Regions from separate parts of the Homo sapiens genome. Here region 1 is linked to region 2. The links are chromatin loops, found by intact Hi-C in ENCODE. Cell type or tissue: PC-9. All regions are shown on one strand. Links, peaks and the distances in the headings refer to the core of each region. The heading gives the core; the rest is flanking DNA. Region 1 holds the start of SSTR2 (somatostatin receptor 2). Region 2 overlaps SLC39A11 (solute carrier family 39 member 11).

The links. Peaks named below come from ENCODE experiments on the same cell type or tissue, not always from the same donor. Only the 100,000 strongest peaks of a DNase experiment are listed, where the experiment ranks them.
Region 1: it touches region 2 in a loop (3-fold over the local background); 7 of 110 quality-filtered maps call a loop at or near these places.

What each region holds. Positions count from the first base shown.
Region 1 is chr17:73,163,741-73,166,644 of GRCh38, forward strand. It overlaps SSTR2 (somatostatin receptor 2), which reads left to right and starts at 1,270. Exons shown (of 2, transcript NM_001050.3): 1 at 1,270-1,548. RefSeq lists an enhancer at 395-644 and a silencer at 1,185-1,524. In PC-9, for the core only: no CTCF peak of the experiment used is centred there; no DNase peak of the experiment used is centred there; H3K4me3 peaks cover 792 bases; H3K27me3 peaks cover 2,227 bases.
Region 2 is chr17:73,001,959-73,004,862 of GRCh38, forward strand. The region is part of intron 4 of SLC39A11 (solute carrier family 39 member 11); the gene reads right to left. Among named protein-coding and RNA genes, the nearest start is that of SLC39A11, 89 kb to the right of the region's middle. In PC-9, for the core only: a CTCF peak has its summit at 1,698; a DNase peak (open chromatin) is centred at 1,773; H3K27ac peaks cover 835 bases.

The DNA of each region.
Region 1 (2,904 bases), core at 272-2,771, 160 kb after region 2:
CTCCTGGAACTTAAGGCAATTGCAGCTCAATTTCCATCTCACCCTGAGCTCCAGGATGCCAAGATTTAAGCCCTATCATGACCAACGTCTCAGAGAGAGATGGAAACTCCTGATCCCCATCTCACAGTGGGTACCCCAAGATACAGCTTGGCCCAGATAGAAGAGAGAGCTGGCTGCTGCTGTACCTGGTGGTTGCTTTTCCATGTCACTCATCTATCTCTAAGGCTCACCCCACCTGCCACACAGCTTCTGGACTTTTACTTTTCCCTGGTGAATTGGAAATCAGATAATAGGATGGACAAATCAAGGCAGCTCAGCTCACAGAGAAAGCTAGTTGGGGTTTGCTTTCTGTTTTCACATCCTCTAAAACTGTACTGAGGATGGTGTGTGTGTGTGTGTGTGTGTGTGTGTGTGTGTATACCTATGTACTTGGAGGAGGGTGAGGAAGGGGAGGCTGCAGGATTGATTATGACTTATTAAACTATTGGAAAAGAGGCTGAATCATCACAGTCAAAAATAAACAGCTGCAACTCCATGCGACTCCCACTTCTTGCCTGCTCCCCTTTGCTCCCTCACAGCATGTAGGAGAGACTGTGCTGGGTCAGACCAGCAGGTGCTGACTGACGTGGCTACAGCAAGGGGACCACCTGTATGGCCGCTGCACCTCCAAGCTGTGGGACGCAGGGACAGCTGGGACCAGTCGACGTCCACTGGCCCTCTGATGGCTCCTAGGACTGAATCTTGGACTCCAGGTGCGGGTTTACACTCCCTGCGCTCATTGGGAACTGCATGGAGAAGCGCTATCCCCTGAGCCCTTTTTCTCCCTACTCTTAGCCTGGCCCTGCGCCCTGCGCCCGGGGCTGGCCCACGGTAAACACAGCTTTGCTAACTTGTTTGGCTAAGGAAATCACAGAGGTCCCGGTATAAGTCTGGGTCACCCCGGCCGCCACTCCAGCTGCCTAGAATATATGGGTGGAAGGGAATCGACTCTGTGAAATCAGAGGGAAAATAGCGCTTGTCCTTGCCATGAGTCTTGAGGAGACCGAAAACGCTTAACCTTTTACGCCCCCGCAGGCGGGTCCCCTCTCTCCCCGCTCCCCGGCTGTCTGTAAGCTCTGCCTGCGGCCACCCGCAGGCGTTTCAGCCGGTCTCACCCCTGTCCTTCTGCAGGACCCGGGAGGAGGGGTTGGGGGGGCGGAGCGAAGCCGCTGTGACGTAGCGGGAGGGGGGCGTGGGGAAATGTGCCGAGGGGCCCGGGCTGGCTGGGCCAGTCCCAGCGGCGCAGCCACCCATGCGCGCGCGCTCGCAAGACCACCAGCGCCCAGAGCCCCAGTCTGAGGCTTGGCGCCGGGGGTCTGCGGGCGAGGGGAGCTCTCTACGTGCGAGGGGCTAGCGGGAGCCGGCACAAGAGGGTCGAGGAGCCAGGAACCCCAAACGTCCGGCGCCAGGCGCTAGCCAAGCTGCTGCGCGCCCCGGCGCCCAGCTGGCTCGGGGACAGCCGCTGGGTGTCGGAGACCGGAGCTAGCGGATTGCAGCGGAAAAGCAAAGGTGAGGGGTGTGTGTGTGTGTGTGTGTGTGTGTGTGTGTGTGTGTGTGATAAGAGAGATGGAGGGAGCGAGAAGCGCACTTGGGCACCTGTGTGCATCTGCGCTGATGGTGGTGTGCCCATCCGAGTGCCTGAGCTTAGGTCCCGGTGCGTGATTCTCCGCTCTTGTGCCTTTTGGGGTGATTGTAGTAGGAATGAACGACAACGGGTACCCTTGCCTGAGTAAGGGGGCTGTGGGTAGAGTGTGCTGGAACGGACGTGTCCTCGCAGCCTCATGCCCGTGTGCGTGGCGTGTGCCCTTTAGCCCGAGATTTCAGGTAGCTGCGACGGGTGACAACTTCTCTCCCAGCCCCCTACAAAAGAGACCTGGCGCGAGGGGAGCGAGGCCGTGAGATGCCAGCTGGGGCTCCTGCGGGAGCGCACCCGGAGATCCGAGCCTGCCAGAGGCAGGCGGCGGGCGCAGAGCGGAGAAAGAGGGGCTTCTCTCCCTAGACGCTGAACGATCTAGGATCCGTCCCCGTCCCCCACCTCGGGACAGAAAGGACAGTTTGTCTAGGTTTGGAGAGAAAAAACCACTGCATAGGCCGTGCCCAAAAGCCGCTGGCCAAGTCCCCCAAGCGACTGTCTTCTGCGCCCCGATGTCTCTGTCCTCAGCGCCCCCCCCCCACACCCGGCACCCCTGCTGTGCGTTTCGATACTGGGCGTGCTGGCGCCACAATCTCCGCTCTTGCCTCGTCTTCCTGGAAATGGCACAGAGTTCTTTGGGAAACCCTTGCTCTGAGGATCAGCGAGTTGGATGGCCAGGAGGAGGACTTTCTGTGCCAGCCGGGAGCAACCGGCTCCGCGGTCCTGACACTCGCCCCTCCATTTCTCAACCCCGTAGGCCAGCACCGCCCCGGCTTTTCCCAGGCGCTCACGCGCCGCGGTGGCCCTCAGGGGCTTTTGTCACCCTGCCAGTGGGGGCTCTCGCTCTAGCCGCACAGAGACCAAGCCGGGTTCTGCAGGCCCTGAGGGAGGCGGGGGGTGGGAAGTGAATGCGGGAAACATGATGGGGAGAGGAGAAACTGAAGCTGAGTAGGATTTAGGACCTCCCCTGATGTCGGGTCGCCATCCCAACACTCATTTCTTGGGCTGGTAATCACAGCCCCTATGTAAAAGGGGGGCGGGGGGGGCAGGTGCGTGAGACCATTCTCACCCTCCTCTCTACAGAGCCTGGACATGGTTCAGAGGAAACCAACCACTAGCCATTTCCAGCATCTAACAATTCTTGGGCTGGAAAAACAAAGAATGCAGAAAACGAAACTTCCTTGTACATTTAATTTAACCACAATTCATCTAGAATTGTCTGCCTGGCATTG
Region 2 (2,904 bases), core at 219-2,718:
GTGAAAACATGCCTAAAACCCTCTGCTTGTTTGCCACAACTGAAATAACAACAGCATCATTACTAAGATGCTCTTAGGATATTCCAGGCCTTGAGCTAAGCATATCTGCACAGATTGCCACAGTCATCAATTACAAAATGCATTCTATTGTAAGACATACCATTACTTGAGGTATCACTAAGAAAGAAAAATATGCTGTCAATTAAACAATGACCCGCCATTGCCTGTAAGATGCATCCCAATTGTAAAGATAGTAAAATATGAAAAAAAATGCTTCTTACAATCAAGGGAACATGGCAGCTCATTTAATCCTTATAACAATTCCTATGAAGTAGGTATTGGGGCTTAAAGGGGCAGGGGCTGAGTGACTAGTTCGAAGTCCTACAGTCAGCAAGTGGCAGAGCATGCATCTGATCTCAGTCGGTGGGATGCCAGAGCCTGCGCTACTGGTAACTCTGGTGCCTCTTAAACCATTTAGAAGTCAGGGATCAAACTCTTACTTAACATGTGCAAATGTTACTGTTCTATTTTGAGCTTTTAGATGACCAAAAGGTATTAGCCATGAGCACTGAGCTGGTCAGACAGGGTCAGAGAAAGGGCTCTCACTACCAAATTTCCTTCAATGGCACAGAGCAGAGAGCAATGCCAGCTCCCCTGCAAGGCAAGAGGAAAGGCACACTATGGGGAGAACTAAAGATGCAAACTGTGTGAGTTCCCTGCAGCTGCTATAACAAGTTATCACAAATGCAATGGCTTCAAACAACAGAAATTCATTCTCTCATAATTCTGAAGGCCAGAAATGCAAAATCAGTATCACTGTACTGAAATCAATGTGTCAGCAGGGCCATGCTCCCTCTGGAGGCTCTAGGGAAGAATCTGTTCCTTGCCTCCTGTCAGGGCTTCCTCCCTCCAATTCAGCCTCTATGGTCATGTTGCCTCCTCCTCTCCTGTTCAAATCCCCCTCTGCCTCCCTCTTATAAGGAGGCTTGAGATTGTATTTAGGGCCCACCCTGGAGACAATCCAGCATTACCTCCCCATCTCCACATCCTTAACTTAATCGCATCTGTAAAGGTCCTTCTTTCATATAAGGTAACATCCACAGACTCCAGAGATTAGGACCTGAGTATCTCTGATGGCCCTTATTCAGCTGACCACACAAACCAAAGGTGGAACCTGCTGCTGGGGCTTCCCAAGCCCAGACACCTAAGCAAATATACACAGGTTGTTGAAATTTGAAATGTTAGTTTGATATTTCCATTTTTCAAAACTTACAGTGGAAGAGAAACTTTACCTGCAAATATCTGGAAATGTACAGATCACCCCAGCTTGACGGGCCGGGAATCATTACAACAGAAATTGAGTTGTGTGTGCTAATGCTGCAAAGTACTCATATGACAAATGACCTTGGACCGGTCTGATTGGATGTTGGGGGCAGAGTCCTGGGTGGAGACTGATGGAGAACTAGAACCCTCACAAAGGCACTGGTGGGCAGTAGACAGAAAAGGGATGAGACTAGCACCTGTTTTAGAGAGGAGGCAGACAAGACCCCAGGCTAGGATGAGACTGGTGCCTGTTTCAGAGAGCAGGCAGACAAGACCCCGGGCTGAACACGGAGAGGGCAGAGAAAGCAATCTGAGTCTACATGAGAAAAGGGGAAGGGAACTTCACAGAGGTGTGCTGTTGTGAGTCCTGGGCAGGACAATGACTGAGCCAGGGGTGAGGTGGCCACAGAGGGCAGCATCAACCAATGCAAGGGACAAAGAAGGCCTGAGTCACCAAGATCCGGGATAATCACTATAGATTTCACAACTCTCTTACCTTGGCTGCCACTATAAAATGCCACAGGCCAGGTACGGTGGCTCATGCCTATAATCTCAGCACTTTGGGAGGCTGAAGCGGGTGGATCACCCGAGGTCAGGAGTTTGAGACCAGCCTGGCCAACATGGTGAAACCCCGTCTCTACTAAAAATACAGAAATTAGCTGGGCATGGTGGTGCATGCCTGTAATCCCAGCTACTATGGAGGCTGAGGCAGGAGAATCACTTAAACCCAGGAGGCAGAGGTTGCAGTAAGCCAAGATCGCACCACTGCCCTCCAGCCTGGGCGACAGAGCAAGACTGTGTAAAGAAAGAAAGGAAGAAAGAAAGAGAGAGAGAGAGAAAGAAAGAAAGGAAAGAAAGGAAGAAAGAAAGAAAGAAGGAAAAAAAGAAAGAAAGAAAGAAAGAAAGAAAGAAAGAAAGAAAGAAAGAAAGAAAGAAAGAAAGAAAGAAAGAAAAGAAAGAAAGAGAAAAAGCAAGCAAGCCACAGACTACAGGGCTTCCGCAACATTTATTTCTCATAGTTCTGGAGGCTAGAAGTCCGAGATCAGGGTGCCAGCATCATCAGGTTCTGACATGGCCTTGCTCCTCGGCTCCCAGAGGGCCGTCTTCTTGCCGTGTCCTCACAGGGTGAAGTAAGAAAGACAGCGAGCTCTCTGGTGTCTCTTCTTAAAAGGACACTAATCCCATATGAGGGCCCCATCCTCACGACATCATCTAAACCTAATTACCTCCCAAAGGTTCCCATCATACTGAGAGTTGGGGCTTCAACATACGAATGTGGAAGGTTTACAATTCTGGCCCTGGCAATAACCTAGGTATCCTGCCAGGTTGGCACTCCACTAGCAACTTGCTCAGTGGGTAAAATAAGTCTCATTATTTGAAGTTAAAGCGTAAGACACCTGGAGGTTTCTACTTCACCTGGTCAAGTCATTTGATCCTTAACTGTTGCTTTCAACAATCTCTCTGAGAAAAAGAGGCCACAGGCAATGGGGCAAAGATGGACTGTGGTCCTAGGGCACGATGTTATGGGCAGAGCTTTCTGGCCCATTCCCTTGGGAATATTGGAAGGAAAGGGGCCATCGG